Linked DNA regions of Homo sapiens: region 2 is linked to region 1. The links are chromatin contacts, found by Hi-C or POLR2A ChIA-PET in ENCODE. All regions are on one chromosome and are shown on one strand. Each heading gives the region's core, a stretch centred on a gene start or an enhancer-like site at or near the end of the contact. The rest is flanking DNA. Distances are from core to core; before and after follow the strand shown. Region 1 has its middle 82 kb from the start of HEPHL1. Region 2 overlaps PANX1 (pannexin 1).

Region 1 (5,578 bases), core at 1,842-4,341:
CTAGCTCTGTCTGCTGCAAAAACTAGAAACAGTTATACCTCAGTACCAATGAGCATACCCAGAGCCAAAATCTTGAACTCTACTGCCATTCTCCAAAAAAAAAAAAAAAAAAACCAGGACTCCTTGAAGAACACAATCTTGATTCTAGCGATGGTGTAATATTGTGACATAATAAGAAATATATATTTGGCCTTCATCCCAGGTTCCTAGCACAGAGCTCCTAAACCCTTAAAGTTTCCTAAGTGATGGGGTGAGAAGAGTGCCTTTTTAAATAATATTTGGTATTTGTTCCTGGTTCCTGACACAAGAGAGTCTAAAACGCTTGGAATTTCCTGAGTGACAGGAGTGAGAGGAGCATCATTTACTTTTCCTCAGAAGCCCCTTTTAACCATACTTGAGTTTATGCTGATGAGGTATCTCTTGGTGGGCCCATACATAGCTTCAGGATGGGAACTGGTTACCAGAAGATCAGCCAGTGATTAGATGGTTGAAATTTTCAGCCACACCCTCTGACCTCCAGGGCTGGAGATTGATTAATCACCAGTGACCAATGATGTAATAGATCATGCCTACAAAATAGAGACTGCAGAAAAAACCTGGGTTGAAAAAAAACAGTTTTTTCAACTGGGTTCAGAGAGCTCCTGGGCTGGTGAACACATCAAGGTGCAGCTTGGGGAGTGCATGGAAGCCTCGCACCCCCATCTTCATGCCTTGCCTTCTGCATCTATGCTGCTCTTCCTGAGTTGTAGCCTTTATAATAAACTGACAATAGTGAGTAAACTGTTTTCCCGGAGGTCTGTCCAGGGATAAGTTCCATTTGGTTATGGTACATAACCCTTTTTATATAGTTCTAGACTTGGCCAGTGCTTTTTCACCAGCCACAGCTACATCTCATAGACTCTTTCCCAAAGCAAATCTCCTGTGGTGGCACTAGATCATATCTCTGATCTTAAAAACTGCTAAGTGGCAAATAATAACCAAAAAGCTGAACACTATTCAGCTGGATTCCTCAGGAGGCCCTCAGAAGCTTAATGAGACAAGCCGTGAAGGTGGCTCAGAGGACAGAGTGGTGGGAACCCCCAATTTATAGCAGGTTAGTCAGAAGTACAGGAGGCCTGGACTTGCAATTGGTGTTTGAAGTGGAGGAAGCCTTGTGGACTGAGCCTTGAACTTCAGAATCTGACTCTAACTCCAAGTAGATAGTGTCAGAACCGAACTGAATTGTGGGGCACCTTTGCTAGTGTTAGAGAACTGGTTAGAGTAGGGAAGAAAAAAACACACAGTTGGTGTCAGAAATGTCATGGGAGTGAAAAACAGATCTTTGTAGATGGGGATGAAGAATACAAGATGAGCTTGAAGCATCTTGTGTCTGAAAGTAAGGAAGTGCTCAAAAACCAAAAGGGTGGGGGCATGCCAAAAGGAAACAGAGGTCAACCTAAAGTATCTCCCCATGGCCAAAGCAGAAACCATTTGAGCAACAAAACAGATAAAGCAATGTTATGTGTAAATAAATATAAAATAAATATTTATAACTGCATACTGATATAAGTACATAATTACATAAATAATAAATGGGAAGGCTAATCTTCCTCACAGAAGAATTCCAAATAATTTATGTAGATTCCTAGGAAATAGAATTTAATTCCCCCATCCCTTTGAGTATGGAGTGCACCTAATGACTCACTTCTAAAGAATGAGAGTATAGAAAGTGGGAGGAAAGTCATTTTACAGTGACAAAAACTAGAAAGGTCCACCTAGGCCAGGTGATAAAGATTAACATCCGTAGCAATGCCATGTTGATAGCATGTACCACTGAAATGATGTGAATGGAATACAACTATGTTAGCTTCACCTCTGTGGTCTTCCTCCCAAAACCCATGACCCCAGTCTAGCTATGAGAAAAACATCAGACAAACCCAATGGAGGGACATTCTACAAAACATCTGACCAGCACTCCTCAAAACTGTCAAGGTCATCAAAAACAAGGACAAGCTGGGAAACTGTCATAGCCTAAAGGAACCTAAGGAGACATGACAATTAAGCATAATGTGATATCCTGGATGGGATCCTGGAACAGGAAAGAACATTAGTGGGAAAACTGGTGAAATGTGAATAAAATGTGGAATTCAGGTAATAGAAATATTCCAACGCTGATTTCTTAGTTGTGACAAGTGGTAATGTCTGATGCTCACAGTAAGGGAAAACTGGGTGAGGGGTATATGGAAACTCCCTGTGCTATCTTTGCAACATTTTTGTAATTCTAAAATAAAAAGCTAATTAAAAAAGAAAAAGAAAAAAAATTGGTTTCCTTGACTAAGGCTTTGAGTTTCCCAGTCTACTCAAGCAGAAGTCTAGGAAACCTGAAATCATTCAAAAATAGAGAGAGACTCAACCAAGTCTTCCTGTGTCTGAGTATCACTGTCTGAGCAGTGGCCCTACCCACAGATGGCTAGAGTGAGCAAAACACAGTGGAGAAACACAGGGCCCTTTATGTGAGGGACACTGATTTGGCCCCTTCCTCCAAGGCAGTATGCTGAGAGTGGTCTAAAGAAATTACGTCATGGAAACGCACCACGCCATCAGACCCCTGACAGGCTAATATTTGGCTGTAGAGTGGCTGAGAACATGAGTTCAGGAATACAGCCATGTCATCTAATGGATTCCTTTGTATTGGATGTTTTCTTACCCTACTACATGCAGTCATATGCCCAGTGTATGCCGTCTTACCTTCCATGCAAACAATGCCCTGAGAATAATTGCTGGTCCCTGGTTTGAGCTAGGTGCCCCTTCTGTTCCCTAGACATATCTTAATTGCTGCATCCATCTTGTTGGTCACATGCCAGCTCCCTCAACCTGGCTGGGTTGCAGGCATGTGCCTTATTCATCTCCTTATTCATCTCTGTATCCACAGTGCCCAGGGCATAATAAACTCTCAATAAATGTTCAGTGGATGACTAAACGTAAGAACAAATGACTGAATGTTCCAAACCCACAAAGGCAATCAGGAAATGTGATTATCCAAAGTAGCTTACACAAACTGAATGCACAGCTCTGTAAAACGTCAGCTTCCTTCTTTTTCTCTTCCTCTCTTTGATCACCCTTTCCCAAATGTGGAAATCCCAAAAGGGAACAAAGCCAGTTCTGAGCAGGATTTCATTTTGCAACTGTAGTTAAAATGTACTCTGTCACTTGCCACCAGCATCACTGGGATTTATATGTTCTTAGTAAGGGCCACGCTGTTCTAGATGAAGCATAAAAAATCCTATAATGATTATGTCTGGGATCTTTGCATACGCTGAATCATCTCCAAAGCTTATTTCCTACATGATCATACCTGACCCTGAAACGGCCTTGTCATGTCTTCCAAGTGCAAATAGTTGTCAGAATTTACTGAGGAGGAAATTGAGGCTCAGAGATGGCTGTCTGATATGAGGCAGATACAAGGCTCAAATCTGAACTTTTGACTCCAAGTCAAAGGTTTCTTCTGTGGAATTTCACTGCTGGTCACTTAGATGAAGAGAGAAAGACCAGTACAGAGAAAGGAATTCGAGGGTACCGTGATGTGGTTGGAGCAGTAAGGGAAGGGCTTTGGACAACAGGGACTTGAACTGGATACGTGGGAAAGAGAGGTTGTCCAGGCAGAAGGAACAGCAGGGGCAAAGGGAGGAAGCAGGAGCTGGCAGGGCCTCTGAGAGCCACCCTAAGGGGGCCAGTGACTGGGACAGTGGGGTAACACAGGCAGACCTGGGAGTAGAGAAGCCCTTCTACCTGTGAATTTCAATGGATGAACACTCACACAAAGCTAAGCTGAACCCTGGTGCCAAAGTGCCCTTGACCCAAACATGGTATGAGCATCCTTTTGCCCTCCACCATATTGTAAGGGCACATTCCCTACGCTAGGATGGTTGTAAGGATTTACCATAACTAATTTTTTTTTCCTGGAGACAGGGTCTTGCTCTGTCACCCAGGCTGGAGTCCAGTGGCACAACCATGGCTCACTGTAGCCTTGACCTCCCAGACTCAAGCGCTCCTCCTGCCTCAGCCACCTACTAACTGGGACTACAGAAATGCACCATGATGACCAGCTAATTTTTTAAATTTTTAGCAGAGATGAGGTCTGACTATGTTGCCCAGGCTGGTCTCGAACTCCTGGGCTCCTGTGATCCTCTGCCTTGACCTCCCAAAATGCTACTACAACAATTAAGAAGAGCATCCTTACAATGGAAACAAAAGTAGCCATTAAAAAGGAGGTTGAAAGTGATAAGGAAAGAACAAATACTATACATCCTAATGTCTGAGGCATTTGACAATACAAATGATTCTCAAAATCAAAGAAAATTCTGCCACATGTGAGAAGTGCTATAACTTTGCAATGTACAGCAGTCAGCTAGATATGAGAAAGAGATGAGTAAAATGCAAAGATTTTGAGTATGCAACTTGAGGATCAGCATGAACTCTAAATACACATTAGACTATTGTTGGAAATAGACTAGGAGTTTACTTATTCAATCATTCCATAAATATTTGTTGAGCATCTACTATGTGCCAAGAACCATTCTAGATACTGAGCATAGAGCAGTGAACAAAATCAAGTCCCTGCCCCCATGTAGTTTTTATTTTATAAGGAGAAATGGATGACAAACAACATATTTATTAGGTGCTGATATGTGTCCTGAAGAAAAATCAATAAGGACAACTGAGTTAAAGAGTACTGGTGTGAGAAGGCCCAAGGAATATTGGTGCTTGTGTTCAGTGGTCAGGAAGACCTCTCAAATAAGGTGGCTTTGATCAGACACCTAACTTCTTTGAGATCCGGAAGTTTAAACATGATGAAAACGCCATCAATGAAACTTTTTGTAAGTTTTAATTTTTTTAATTTTAATTTTAATTTTTTATTCTTTTATTTTTTGAGACAGGATCTCACTCTGTCACCCAGGCTGGAGTGCAGTGACACGATATTGGCTCACTGCAACCTCCACCTCTCGATCTCAAGCAATTCTCCCACATCAGCTTCCCAAGTAGCTGGGACCACAGGTGCACACCACCATGCCCAGCTAATTTTTTTTTCTTTTTACTTTTTGTAGAGATGGGGTCTCTCTGTGTTGCTCAGGCTGGTCTCAAACTCCTGAGCTCAAGCAATCCTCCCGCCTCAGCCTCCCAAAGTGCTGGGATTACAGGCATGAGCCACTGCACCCTGTCAAGTTTTAAATTTTAACTATTTATTTAACTTTTATTTAGTTAGAGAGGCAGTGAACTTATGCTGCAAGACACAGCAAATCCAGTAGGTTCTAGAAGGTAGGTCCCAAAAATGTCATCACGCTCAAGAGACCTGCATGTCAGTCGCGTGCACACCAGAACTGCCAAAGCTTTCTCAGACAGTTGCAGGAATCCTCAAAGAGCAAGGTTACCTGCTTGCCTTGCTCCTGCCTCATTCGACTGCAAAAGGAATAGAAATGCATCTCTTTTGACAAACAATGTGTAATAAAATAGTCACCCCTAATAGGCAATGAGTGTGTCTAAGTTTAAAGCTTACAATTAACTCACATTTCTATTAGGTAGAAATGATCTGGGAGATACA
Region 2 (5,103 bases), core at 807-3,306, 240 kb before region 1:
ATGGCTCTGATTACCCACAATAGTAAGCTGTACTAACCATTGTACAAAGGAGTCCTCCTCTTGAGAGAGGTGAGCAGGAGAACCCATGTTTAGTAGCACATGGTTGCTGATCTTTTTTTCCCAAGCCCAGGCAAACAATCCTCAATCAGAAAGCAAGTGATTTGTGCTTTAGAAATTCCAGAATCTGTGGGCCCTTAATCAAGGACTCTCTTTCTTTAGTCACTGCCAGCTGGATTTTAGCAAGCAGCATGAAGCCTATGGAATTTTATGTTTCCAGCAGACAGCAATGAGCCTCAAGACATTTTGGAATGCATCTCCCATTACATCTTCCATGAAATGACTCTCCCTAAAGGGAAGGCAAGAAATATTAAGACATTTTTCATTACTTACTCAGTTTTATTTAGGTGGACACAACAGTGAAGAACTCAAACATGGTTTGACCTTTATCTACAGACACAGCAGCCTGGATTTTCAGCCTTTCATTCCTTTTAAATGAAAGTCAGCAGGCTCAAAATGCAGAGCTTGGCTAAGTCACTTCTGTGGAAATATGAAATATAGTAGTGATAACCACCAAGGGCTTTCAAATTCTTGTGTTCTTCTAAGGATCCTTTCCTAACACCATGATTTGTTCTCATCTTTGTGGAAATGAAACCAAGATGGTCTTAATTTGTAAAGTCCTTTTTCCTCTGTTGGCAGTCTTCTTACAAAGGATGCAGCAAAAAGAACACATTTTTCTTTCAAAGTTTTGAAGAAATATAGTCATTAAAAAGAATTTAAATTATGCCTAAAGCACCACTTTACAGAATACCATTAAATTGTAATTACGTGCTTTTAAAAAGCCAACTTGTTAAAGAGGAGCTGATGGTTTCAGTTTTTGTAGGGAACACTTGTAACACTGCAGAATTCTACAAGGGCTTTCTCCTCTGGTGGGCAGGGAAAAAACCACTCAAGTCATGAGAAACTTTTATAGCTTTCAGGAACTTGAAGAACAACTGCTGATTAAATTTCATGCTTTAGTGACGAAGTATTTTTACAGCTAAAAAAGGAACCCAGAAACATAATACATTTCATTTAAAGCAGGCAGAAAAACCAACCACAAATTAATATCTATTGTATTCCACATGGCACTATATAATCGTTGTCAATCGTTTTAAATGGTTTCACTTTATTTGTGAAAAATAAAGCCAAAATGCCAACAACTTCCAAGAAGGAACCATTTCATCATCTCCATCCCCTCAGATAAAACCTCAATTACTGGTAATTGTACATTTCCATCAATATCCCTTTTAAAGAGGTTTATTCTGAGGAATTACTGAGACCAGGAGCTTTAAAAGCTTCAATTTCCCTAATCACTGAGAGGCAATCTTGAACTTCTATTGAACTTGGAAAGCGGTCAAGACTCACTCCATAATAAGAAGTTAAGGACTGTCACTACTTAAGGTGGAAACCTATTCATTTGCAGAAATAGTCCTCTTTCTACCAAGAGGCTAATGAGCCTCCCCTCCCCTTCCCCTCTCTAAAATAAAATCAGTTTGCCTTCTAAAATCAAATAACAGTTGCCAACAAATTAGGATTTATCCTAAGAGTTTGTCCATTCATTTCAACAAACATTTGAAGAATGCCTCATCTGGGCCAGTCTCTGTTTTAAGCACTTGCGATATAGCAGTGCATAAAAATTCTCACCCTTACAAACCTTTGATTGACCCAGGACTGACAGTAAGCAAAACAAACCAAACACGAGCACATTTTAAAAAGGTGTCTAAAAACCTGCCTGATAGCTGAGCTAATTCTCATAGGCACAAACTGCCCTGACCTGAGCTCACTCTTGGACAAGCAGTTCCCACAAATGAAACTAAACATGCAAACCAGACCCACTGTACAGGTGGAAGTTTCCAGCTTTCTCACAGTACAAGTTTAAGGTAGGACGCAGCATTTTATAGTGTTACGTCCTTCCTCCCCACATTCCTGTGAGGCGGAACAAGAACAATTACTTGACCCTGGAGGAAGACGACGCCTTGTGGTCAGGGAGAGAACAGCAGTTCATGCTGGCTGCCTCGTCTTTCCAGGCCTGCTGCTGCCCAGGCTTCTACTGACCTTGTTAGGTCTGATTCTAGAAAATGAAGGCAGGTACTCAAAAGGTACAGTTCACCCAGAAGAATGTAAATGTGACTGAGCTAAGCAAACGTACAGCTGAGTCTTAGTGTTGGGGGAAGTAGCTTTCATGAAGGCAAAGGGAGCCCCATTCTCGGCCGTATGGCTTGCTCTTCAGCCGTTGGAGTGCAGCTTTTTCAGAGGCGTGGACTAAAATGACCTCCTAAGGTGCACTGAAAATGTTGGCTGTAGATCTGAGGAGAGGGTCCATAGCTATAAAAATATTTGCAAGGGGATTGTAACCCCTCGAAGTTTAAGAACCTCTATGTTGGAAGTCTCTGCCTATCCCTTTGTAAAAGTGAAGATGTGTTGGAACGCTGCTTTCACAGTACTCTATGTCCCTCCCAGTTGCAACAATGTTGTTTCCAGCCTGGTTCAGCAGCTTGCTGGTGGTTTACTAGGCAGACATGAGCCAGAAACAAAATCAGCAACCCTGGAGTGGTCATTTAGGATCAGTTTTGTCTCCTTTTACAAAGCAATGAGTGCTTTATAAAAGCATTTCTCCTCAGGAAACTGGCTCCTCAAAAGTCGTTCTCCAAGCCAGCAGCTCACAGTAGATGGATGAGTTTACCTGTCCTAATAATACTTTTTATTATAATACTTTTATTACTGATACTTTATTATAATACTTTTATTACTGATACTGATACCTAGTAATACTTTTATTAGATGAAATGTATCCCCAGGCCTCCACATCAGCCTTCTGGGGCCCTGACAGTTGTTTACCAGTAGCTCCACAACCTCCACAGGCTTGTTCTCTCATCCCTGTGAGGGAAGGTTCAAAAGGCAACTGGATTCCTTACTATTCAAAATCACTGTGACTATTTCACACAAACTTCAACCTAGAGGATTTGCAGCTAAAGAACCTTAAGGTGGTCATCTGCCTCTGGGAAAAATGATTACTATATTCTCAAAACCAGCAGTTACAGGAACTATAGGAGAGAAAACAAAAACAATGTGCCCTCTCCCAAGAACACAGAGCATTTGCTAGGAGTTTTCTGGCATAGCCTTTACTGTGGCTACGCTTTCTCCTCTTAGGCACCAGCCCATGTTTCTGCTGCCTTTTACTGGACTCTGAAGTCCTCAAGGATGGGACCTGCCTATGCATATCTGCACATCCAACTTGGTACTGGTGCCTGGGACATCACAGACCCTACTGGAGTTCAGAGAGTGGGAATGGCTTGGAGACTTCCTGGTGTCCTAAAATATCAATTTTTACCGTTTCAAAATAGAAATTAAGGATAGTCTACAGAAGATGAAGCTTTTTGTAAAAAAAAAATCATATCCTAGAAAATGTATCTCGTAAATCTTTTTAAATTTTCAAAAGAAACCAGTGTAGAAACTTGTGATGGAACATCTCAGATACGGCAATATAATAATTTTGCAAATTCCATTATTTAGGTTACTGCCATTTCTAAGTCACAGAATAATTCAACAGTAATAAATATCATGTAACAGAATAATTTAACGCACTGATTGCTACTTTGATATTTATCATCAGCTTTCCATTTCAGAAAACATCACAGAAGTACAAATAAAATCTGCTTTTCTGAATATTCCAAAAGGCAGACAGCAGCTTATATAATTTCCGTTCTTCAGAAAACAGTAATTAGATTATGTAAACAACTGTCCGTAAGAGCTAAAAGTAAACTTGGAGGTTCCTGAGGATTACTGAACTTATGCAACATGCTAACTTTCTAAGACTAAAACTGGGAAGTTCCACAGATGTTAAAGATTTTTGTGTGTGTGTGTAAAATGTGAACATAGGATCTATTTACATAGTTGGAATTGGGAACAGTTTTTAACATGTTCTGAATCAGCTTTAAATGTTTATGAAATAAGCTTACATTTGTCTTATCCAACCATTTATAATCTTTATTCTATAATTCTCCACCAGTGCTAGAATTTTCTTCCCAAATGGCCTCAATTCGGACACTGAATAAACGATAATGAATTTTTTAAAGCTGTGCTTAAATATAAACAAAATAAACCGCTAAGTTTTTCTGGCTCCAAGCACGCCATATGAAGCATGCCAATGTCACTTATGTGCCCTGATCACATTCAGGCAAAGTGTTCTTCACTTTAAATACTCCTGTGTTCCATTATTGTTTAAGTAAAATCCTATTTCAAATGCCTTTGATAACAGAGAAACCGCCTGTAGACAAACTCTTTGAAAGTGACTGAATTAATGTCTTCTGTGATGTCAGATTTCCCCACTGGGCTCTTTTGGAAGCATTCTTCCTGAATTGAAGTCACTGTGAATATCCTTTAGATTTCATCTTGTTAACTCAGTTTTCAGTCAGAGCAGCACTTGGGCCTGCTGCCCTTCAAGGCACAGTGCAACAAATAGTGGTTACGGGATTTCCATCAGCCAAGGTTGACAACTAACAATGTAAAGAGAGCTCGAGTGTGGGCCAAGGCATCGGACCTTACACCTAACTTAGGACATAGGTCGACCTATGGATTATTAGCCAGTGAATGCTTTTCTTGTCTAACAGTCTTTAAGGGCACATAAGAAACTCACGTTAAATTATACCCTGACATATTATTATTCCATGAAAACAAAACAAATCTTCCAAAGTGCTTGTTTTCCAGTAGCTCTGGGTCTTGTCTCACCACGGGTACAGAAAGGTATTGCTCCGAGGCTCTGACAGGGCTACTGCTCTTGACTAATTGTTCTTGTCTTTCTGCTTTTCATTTGATGAGGACTTACACATAGTTACTTGCTGCAGTTTACTATCTCTCAGGTGCTTCCTATGGGAAGTTCATAAACCATTCTTCCATAACCTTTTGTTGATCACCATTTCCATTAGGGACTCAATAAGACATGCTCAGTATCTCCACCAAGAACCATTTATTGCAAACCAGCTGTGAAACCAACAGGGGTGCTTTAGCCAAATTAAATCCCATGTCGCAGAAGTCACAGATTTACAGCTCAAGGAAAAAAATCAT

What was found. Hi-C counts contacts between places; a loop is a spot of excess contacts on that map. ChIA-PET counts read pairs that join two places held with the same protein, here RNA polymerase II (POLR2A). Pooled maps may share reads with other maps.
Region 2: a pooled map shows a loop between it and region 1 (1.8-fold over the local background). The contact joins two enhancer-like sites. A Hi-C loop is called at or near these places in 13 of 168 maps with a recorded cell type or tissue (Caco-2, Calu3, GM12878 and 8 more), 10 of 37 single-sample maps with no recorded cell type and 8 of 50 pooled maps. POLR2A ChIA-PET finds 5 or more read pairs at or near these places in 2 of 52 experiments (K562 and activated CD4-positive, alpha-beta T cell).

What each region holds. Positions count from the first base shown.
Region 1 is chr11:93,936,989-93,942,566 of GRCh38, reverse strand. It overlaps the pseudogene LOC101060084. Among named protein-coding and RNA genes, the nearest start is that of HEPHL1, 82 kb to the left of the region's middle. Within about 2 kb of position 3,091, at least 3 of the 41 ENCODE cell types and tissues checked have a DNase peak (open chromatin) inside an H3K27ac peak, as active enhancers do.
Region 2 is chr11:94,180,869-94,185,971 of GRCh38, reverse strand. It overlaps PANX1 (pannexin 1), which reads right to left. Exons shown (of 5, transcript NM_015368.4): 5 at 4,004-5,103. The coding sequence ends at 5,103. Among named protein-coding and RNA genes, the nearest start is that of PANX1, 55 kb to the right of the region's middle. Within about 2 kb of position 2,056, at least 6 of the 41 ENCODE cell types and tissues checked have a DNase peak (open chromatin) inside an H3K27ac peak, as active enhancers do.